Regions from separate parts of the Homo sapiens genome. Here region 1 is linked to region 2. The links are chromatin loops, found by intact Hi-C in ENCODE. Cell type or tissue: PC-9. All regions are shown on one strand. Links, peaks and the distances in the headings refer to the core of each region. The heading gives the core; the rest is flanking DNA.

Region 1 (4,401 bases), core at 93-4,092, 50 kb after region 2:
TTATTTCCAGTGAATCCACAATTAATAATAACATCAGCCAGTGATATACCAACTTACACAGGGAGCATGTCACATTCTGAACTCTTTGTCAATCCTAATTTACATTCCAGTGAAAATGTGGTAGATGGTGTGTAAGTATGCATATTATAATCCCTTTAGCTCAGAGGTTCTTAACCCTTGCTGTGTCATGAGCCCCTTTGGTATCTTGTGATTCTGCTTATGGATCCCTTCTCAAAATAATGTTACAAGTGTGTTAAATAAAATCCAAAAAGCAATTACATTGAAATACAGTTATCAAAATATGTTTAAAATACAATTGTGGTATAGTAACATATATGCTTCCTTATTATTTTTTGTTTGTTTGTTTGTTTGTCTGTTTTGAGATGGAGTCTTGCTCTTCACCTGGGCTGGAGTGCAGTGGTGCGATCTCAGCTCACTGCAACCTTCACCTCCCTGGTTCAAGCGATTCTCCTGCCTCAGCCTCCTGAGTAGCTGGGATTACAGGCATGCACCACCACCCTGGGCTAATTTTTGTGTTTTTAGTAGAGACGGGGTTTCACCATGTTGGTCAGGCTGGTCTCGAACTCCTGACCTTTTGATCCACCTGCCTCGGCCTCCCAAATTGCTGGGATTACAGGTGTGAGCCACCGCACCCAGCCTATGCTTCCTTATTAATGCCATAAAATAATAAGATCTAGTTGTAGCTCTAATAATGATTATAATTTTTCATTAAGAATGAGCTACTAAATATCATTTCCAAACAAACAATGACAAAAATTATAATGTTAGATGAAAATATTACTGTTCATAGCCTACACTTGTAATATAAGGAAATGCTAAATTTGGTTAGTTTAGTAAAAATAAGAATATTTTTTCCTTGCAAGTTCATGGACCCCCTGAATTCTTTCTATGAATCCTAAGAACCTCTGCCTTCCTTCTGTTAATTTTTAATGAAAATTTAGATTTTAGTCACAAAAACCAAGTTATGCAAAAATAGATTATGAAGGAATATGGGAGAAAAGAAATGAAGTTCCAGTTTTCTCGTGGAATTGGTTGAAAGGCTTTATTCAACATTAAGATATATACACTGTGCATTTTTTTTACTTTCCATTACTTCCTGCTGGAATTAGCATTGTCCTCTTCAATGAGTCACTAATGAACAGCCTGACAAGTATGACTTAATCATACAGCACTTTTAGTCTATGAAACCTACTTAGAATGTTAGCACAAAGTAGAAATACAATGATTAAAGGAGAAACTTATATACTATAATGAAATCTTAGCTCAGAAGAACCTAATTTGCAGCAAGCTTAGGACCTTTAAAATCAGAAGTCCTTTGGGTCTTGTCTTAGCAACTTACTTGTTAAAGGCTCTGGGTGGGGAGGTGGTTGTGAGGCGATATAAGAAAATGAAAAGAAGGAATAAATAAAGTCATGGTTTCACAATGTGAAGTTCAAAAAGGCTATATACCATCACAGGTGTTCAGTACATATACCAAACCTCATATTTACAAGTTGCTAACTGGAATTGCATGATTAGATTGAGTAATCACACGTGTCGGTAAAAAGCTGTAATTACCTAAGAAAAGCATAGCATTTTTGTCTGTGCAGGGCTCACCTATTTCGTATGTCTTTAAAACTTTGACCAATTATAAATCTTTTAGCAAGGTAGAGAGTAAAATCCTATATTTTCTGTGGATGTTGACACATGTAAGTTCCTGATCATTATTTATTAAACAATTAGCTTTAACATGTAAGATGGAATGGGAAAAACATTTAAACCTAATGTGAATTGCCTAGGTATGAGAAGCCTTAGAACTTTGTTAGAAATTTCTGTTTTCCATTTCTCAAATACTGTGACCATAACTCATAGTTTATTTATAAATAGAAAGTGACACTTCATAATACCTGGCAGCTTTCAAAACTAGATTATATCTGTCTTTGCCTGAAGGGCTCCAGTAACACTATTGTACAATATTTTCTTCTGACCATCTGGCAGTTCTTAGGAACCAACCTCTGTCAACATTTTATAGCTACTGCACTGGTTACAGCTAATCCTTTCAATGAATGAGCTGGAAAAAATGTAGATACATCAATATCGTTTTCCTTTAGAGCCCATTTAATACATGCCCTGTTATTATTTTGTTTGATAGGGCCATTATCTTCTGTGAGAATGAAAAGTAATTTGTCAGAAGCATTTTTTTAAATTTAAAGATCAATCTATGTAAATTTTTCTTAAATAAAAGAAACCACAGCTTTTTAAAAAAAGAACCTCAAACATAATCATTAAGAGTCTCAGAAATGGGAACTTAGGGCTTAGATTCCACAAACATTTTTAGCTATTATTTTCTAATCTGGGTTCTAACATGTTTAGTCTAATAACCAAGCCTGGATTGGGCTATTTCTGAGAGGATTTTATGTTAACAGTGGAGTTGACACCTTGGCAAGGTTTAAAAAAAAAAAAAAAGTGTATGTTTCTCTTGTTGTTTGCTTTAAGAAACTAGGAAGCAATTCATTCCAATGTGGGAATTTTTATGAATTTTTCTTCAAAACGATTTGGTACTCTATGGACTTTGAATAACTAATGATTTTAAAGTACTTTATTTTGCAGTTTATGAATAAAAGTTGTGGAAACTTTCCAATGTTCTCATTCTAACCTATCTTTACTTCATAAAAACCCATGTTGGTTGAATAATTTTCTTAGAAAGGCTGTTAGTTATTTCTGTATTCTGAAATTTACATTTATCATTGAATTGAAATGGGAAAAGATATTGATCTTTTTTTCAGATTCAGAGTTTAAAACTCTGCTCATAATAACAGATGATAAAAGAGATTCTCCTCAGCTTCACCATTCCATTACATACCACCACTATCATGAGACCAAGATTTTTTTTTTTATTTTTGATTTTTGTGACAGAGTGTCGCTCTGTTGCCCAGTCTGGAGTCCAGTGGCACCATCATAGCTCACTACACCCTCAAACTCCTGGGCTCAGGTGATCCTCCCACCTCAGCCTTCCGAGTAGCTGGGACTACAGGTGCACACCAGCACACCCAGCTAATTTTTGTATTTTTGGTAGAGAGACAGGGTTTTGCCATGTTGCTAAGGCTGGTTTCAAACTCCTGGGCTCAAGCCATCCTTCGACCTCAGCCTCCCAAGCACTGGGATTACAGATGTAAGCCATGGTGCCTGGCCAAGATCAAGTTTTTGACAGAAACCTTTTCTCTGTAAATGTTTTGCACTTTCATATTTAGGTACCTCAACTTGGGCAAGGTTGTTCAGTTAACATATACAGATACAGACACACACGCATATGTGTCTGTGCACACAAACTGTTCCTAGGTTGTTAGATGAAATTGGTTTGTTATTCCTATAGTTTTTTGGTATCAAAATTAATGTTTAAAATTTCTTTAGAGAGTTTTATGGTGACTTTTAGAAAATGTTTTCCCTTTCTTTTCTATCAGATGGAGATTAAAACTACTACAATTATAGTACAATGTTGAGTAGACTCGGGAATTTATGTAAGATGTGGCTAACAATTTTGATAACTGTACATTAGAGTGTGTCAAGACAATGAGGCTTCTTTGATATTGTCTTTTCTTCTTCTAATTACCAGGTTTCTGTCATATCCTAAATTTAGGGAGGGAATAATATTCATCTCCAAATTAAGTATAACATCTAGCTATATTTTGATACTTTTTAGTTGATACATATAATATAACCAATATCAGTTAAAAAGTACCAAAATATAGCCAGATGTTTTACTTAATATATATAAAGGTATGCCATTACTCTTTTAGAAAAAGTCATATGGTGGCTCACGCCTGTAATCCCAGCACTTTGGGAGGCCAAGATGGGCAGATCACCTGAGGTGAGGAGTTTGAGACCAGCCTGACCAACATGGAGAAACCCCATCTCTACTAAAAATACAAAATTAGCCAGGCATGGTGGTACATGCCTCTAATTCCAGCTACTCGGGAGGCTGAGGCAGGAGAATTGCTTGAACCCTGGAGGCGGAGGTTGCGGTGAGCCAAGATTGCGCCATTGCACTCCAGCCTGGGCAACAAGAGTGAAACTCTGTCTCAAAAAAATAATGATAATTAATAAATAAATAATAAATAACAAAATTTTAAAAAATCATAAAATTGGAAGAAACCTAAAGAGGTCGCTAGTATAATTTATTTTCTTGGAGATACTATGTTTCTGGTAAGAGGAAAGCTATAGCCTCTGTTCTCACATGTAGTGACTTTTGTTATCAAATAATTCCATATAGGTAAATAAACTCTTTCTTACTATTCTCTAAATTCCATTCATTATTTTATTTTTTTCTTGCTCTAAGACATTGAATACCTTTGTTTTTTTAAGTTATTTTTAAAACCAGAAGATTTAAACTTAATATTAAAC
Region 2 (4,401 bases), core at 135-4,134:
TGTTGAGGGGTCCTGAGGGTGGGGAAGAACTTGATTGAGCAGAAAAATATCAAGCTTAGGTTTTTTGTTATTGTTATTTTCTGTATCCTCAAAGAAAATGTTAATGTGCTAGGATTCAGAGGACATTTTCCAGGTACACAAACCTAGTTGAACAATATCAGTAGTCTTATTGGGTCCTCTAGCAGTCACTTGGAAATAAGCTCAGCAGAAGTAAAAGTAAAAACTGTTCTATGCTGATAGTTGGAAAGACAGTACCTCAGCAGGGATTGGTCAAGCTGGGAATTCAGGGTTCAAGTAAGAAGAGTGGCTCTAAAAAATGTTAGATGATGCTGACGTGGTGGTGCATGCCTGTGGGGCTACTCCGAAGGCCGAGGCAGGAGGATCACCTGAGACCGGGAACTTGAGGCTGTAGTGCACCATGATCATGTCTGTGAATAGTCACTGCACTCCAGCCTGGGCAACATAGTAAGACCTCATCTCTAAAAAACAAGAAAGATATGATAGGTGAAAGATGACCCTAAACTTAAAAGGCAGTGAAAAAAATCATCACAGGTGTAAAAGTTAGCAATGCATGGAACAAGATTAGTACAATGTTTAGGTCTTGGGGTCTGGAATACCCAGGTTCAAATGCCATCTCTGTACTATCATTTCCTCATTTGAAATAATACCCATTTCATAGGGTTACTATGAGAATTAAATACGAGCTTATGTAATATATCTGACACATAGGAGAAGTTCAAATAACATTACTTCTCTCTTTCCTTATCTCTAACGGCCTAAATTTGGTTAATTATAATGCAAAAGGGAGGGCAAGTTTTGAGCTGAAGCTGCAGTGGAAAGGGATCATCAAGACAGCTGTCCTTGAGTGTCCCTCCTGCAGTACTGTCTCTCATTGGCTGCTTGCCCATCAGAGGCACACTGATCACTCTAAATATCCTGGTAGAGAGTGGGGAAAAACTTGGCCCTGGACATCTTCCTGCAGATTTAGGGAGACAGAAGAAAGAAAAAAGCACAGAATATGCTGAGTTCAGATTTGTGATTCTAATGTTAATTAATGCTTGCCTTCAAATGGGCTTAGTTCTTTTATTCAACAAGTATTTACTTAGCATCCTACTATGTGCTTTCTATGTGCTGGCAAAATTTATGGGAACAACCAGCTCGAAGTCCCCTCCTGCCTCATTCCTGACTCTGTTGGGTATCATAGGATGAACATTAGACAAAGACATACGCCTTCTGTGTTTCTCTGTGAATCCAGAGCCTTAAAAGCTCTGGCATTGTCTAAGACCCACTTATCTCTAAGTGCTTTGGTTTGTACTGGTTCTTTATCTTTCTAAGCTAGAAAGCCATGGTCTCACATGAAACCACAAGCCCTGATAACAGGTGTCTCCTGTGGTAGGCAGAATTCTAAAATGGCCCCCAAGATTCCCGGCCCTGCTGTACACACACCCTCTCCCAGGTATTTAGCCATACGTTATCTAGATACTGCTGTGGAAGGATTTTGCAGATGTAGTTAAGGTCCCAAATCAGTTGACCATAAAGCAGTGACATTATCTGAGTGGATCTGACCTAATGACATAACCCCTTTAAATCTGGGTCTAGAGGTCAGAGACGGGAAGTCAGAGACGAAGCAGGAGAAGGATTTGCTGGCTTGAAGATGGAGGCAGCTACGTAGCAAGGAATTTTTTTAGCTGAGAGTGGCCCTTGTTTGCCAGCCAGAGAGGAAATGGGGACCTCAATTCTACAGCTACAAGGAGCTGAATTTTGCCAGGAAGAATGAGGTTGGAAGCAGAACTTTTTTAGAGCCTCCAGATGAGAACTCAATCTGGTTGCCACTGTTATTTCAGCCTTGTGATTCCCTGAGCAGAAAACTCAACCATGCCATACCAGACTTCTGACCTAAAGAGTTGTGAACTGATAAATGAGTGATGGTTTAAGCTGCTAAATTTCTGGTGATTTGTTATGCACCGATAAAAAACTAATACATCTTGTTTACATCTTGCCTGTTCCACATTTGTTTCCTCCGAGATCAGATGGAAACATGATCCCCTTTTTCTGTTTTCAAATCTTATGTCTCTTTCTGGTACATCGGCTAAGCTCTTCTTTCTGTTGGAGAAAAATGTTCTATATTCATTTGCCAAAAGAGATGATTGCAATCTTCTGAATCTGGTGAATGCCTGAGGCTCTCTCACCAGTTTACCAGCTCTGTCCACTTCTTTGGGCTCTCTTTGGTGACTAATCACTCAAGCATCCTCCTTCCCAACCCCTATGGGAATTCTCTGCCAGATTACTATGATTATAGTTTTATAATCCTAAAAAAAAAGACCTGAAAATGTACAGAGTGACAAACATAATTCACCCCAAGGGAAGAGAAGAACCTCTCTCACACAGCAGGAAGACTCAGTTTTTCCTGTCCAGTCACTTGCCACAATGTCTTGAACTGAAAACCACAATTACTTTTGCACCAACCTAAAATGTATATATAATTTTTTTTCTTTTTTTCTTAGACACAGGGTCTCACTCTGTTGCCCAGGCTGGAGTGCAGTGGTGATCATAACTCAGTGCAGCCTCAAACTCCTGAACTGCTCATATATTTAAGAAACACTTCGTGGCAGAAGATTATGATACTCTTGCTTATTTATTGGCTTAAGGATTAAGGATCCCCAAAGTCTCAGACTTCAGTAAGTAAGCCTATGTCCTACATGATGTCTGTAAACTCCACTCCCTCTTAGACTTACATCCTAGAACAAAGACATAGGGGGCTTCTTCAACTGTGGCCATACATTTTTGTCCCAGACCCAGCTTCATTGTGTTAAAAGTCTTGGTGTTATGTGAAGAGTGTCTTTATCCATCCTTCCGTCATTCAGTGTAGAGTTCTAGGATTTTTGAAATAGGATAGATTCATTCTGACCTGCCTGAATTGAAAGTCATATTAAAATGTGGGCAGGGAATCGGGAAGGGAAATGTGGAGAAAAGGAATGTGTGTGTAGTCATATTCACAAAAATACCTTGATAAAGAGCCAATACCAGCACAAAGAACATCAGCATATATGTTTTTAAGACTGACAGCCACTGGGCGTGGTGATTCACATTTATAATCCCATCACTCTGGGAGGCTGAGGTGGGTGGATTGCTTGAGCCCAGGAGTTTGAGACCAACCAGGGCAACATAGGGAGACCCCGTTTCTACAAATCATTAAAAAAATTAGGCAGGTCTGGTGACACATGACTGTAGTCCCAGCTACTCTAGAGGCTGAGGCTTAAGCCTGAGAGGTTGAGGATTCAGTGACCTATGGTAGTGCCACTGCACTCCAGCCTGGGTGACAGAGTGAGACTCTGTCTCAAAAAAAGAAAAAAAAAAAGAAAGAAAAAAGACTGACAGTCATGTAAGATCACATTTACATATAAAATGCATATATGTAACATTTCTTATATGAAGATGAATAGTAAAGGAATTAAATCAATTTAATTTCTACTAGTATAGAATTAAATGTCTACTATAAAGTTATCACTAAGCTGAGCTCTTAGGGAGACACTGAACCCAAGGAATTTATAGGCTCCGTCTATCTTTTTTCTATTCCATGTGGTGTGAGAGAAGTCAGTTACCAAGATCTATTGACCATCTATCCACTCTTTTCTGAACCAAAGGCATACTCTAAAAGCTTGCAGTGACTGGATGAGTCAAATTCTGTCACTTCCTCTTTACAAGTTGTTTTGTAATGATTAAACCAGTGATACATTGTATCATACATTGATTGAGGAGGCATTTAATACTTAAAGTGAGAACTGTTGCAAGTTATCAAAGGAACTGTGGGTGTTCTGTATATTCTCTGTATATCTTCATAGAGACTGCCGAGAATGGGGCTTGAGACTAAAGTTTTAAACAACTCATTCATGAATGTCCATCTACCTAAACTTCTGTACACAATATATGACAACTTGCAAGACCTGGAAACCAGATGTTTTTAAAATTGTTTTCTTCAGTGTTTTATTGTAAAAAGTCTCATCTATTCTACCTAGCCACATAATTCCAGGTGGTGTTCTAGGGTTCAGGGTAGAGTACGTGGCAGTAATGTAGTCACAAGATTATGTAGTCCTGTTTAATGGGGCAGAAACCCACATCTGCAAGATCTTTATTCTCTCAGATTGCTGAGACAAAGAACTGGATACGGGGCTTTACACAGTGTCATGCAGTGCGTGGGCATGCCTTCTATGTCACATTAATTGTATTTATAAATTTACTCCAGAAACCTGAGCATGAAGACTCTAAATTCTCACTGTTCAGGTGACTCTAAGCAGATGGCTTATGCATAAGATTGGAAGGATTGGAAGTTCTAAAGGGAATTGTGCGTGTTGCCCTTTGTGTTCCATAGGCCATTACCACTGGGCCTTGAAACTCCCTGGA

What was found. Hi-C counts contacts between places; a loop is a spot of excess contacts. Peaks named below come from ENCODE experiments on the same cell type or tissue, not always from the same donor. Only the 100,000 strongest peaks of a DNase experiment are listed, where the experiment ranks them.
Region 1: a loop joins it to region 2, with 4 times the contacts of the local background. A loop is called at or near these places in 1 of 110 quality-filtered maps.

The regions. Positions count from the first base shown.
Region 1 is chr2:44,597,376-44,601,776 of GRCh38, forward strand. The region is part of intron 3 of CAMKMT (calmodulin-lysine N-methyltransferase); the gene reads left to right. Among named protein-coding and RNA genes, the nearest start is that of CAMKMT, 240 kb to the left of the region's middle. In PC-9, for the core only: no CTCF peak of the experiment used is centred there; DNase peaks (open chromatin) are centred at 1,176, 1,556 and 1,976; H3K4me3 peaks cover 1,071 bases; H3K27ac peaks cover 1,982 bases.
Region 2 is chr2:44,547,051-44,551,451 of GRCh38, forward strand. The region is part of intron 3 of CAMKMT (calmodulin-lysine N-methyltransferase); the gene reads left to right. Among named protein-coding and RNA genes, the nearest start is that of CAMKMT, 190 kb to the left of the region's middle. In PC-9, for the core only: no CTCF peak of the experiment used is centred there; DNase peaks (open chromatin) are centred at 2,271 and 3,681; H3K4me3 peaks cover 1,004 bases; H3K27ac peaks cover 3,125 bases.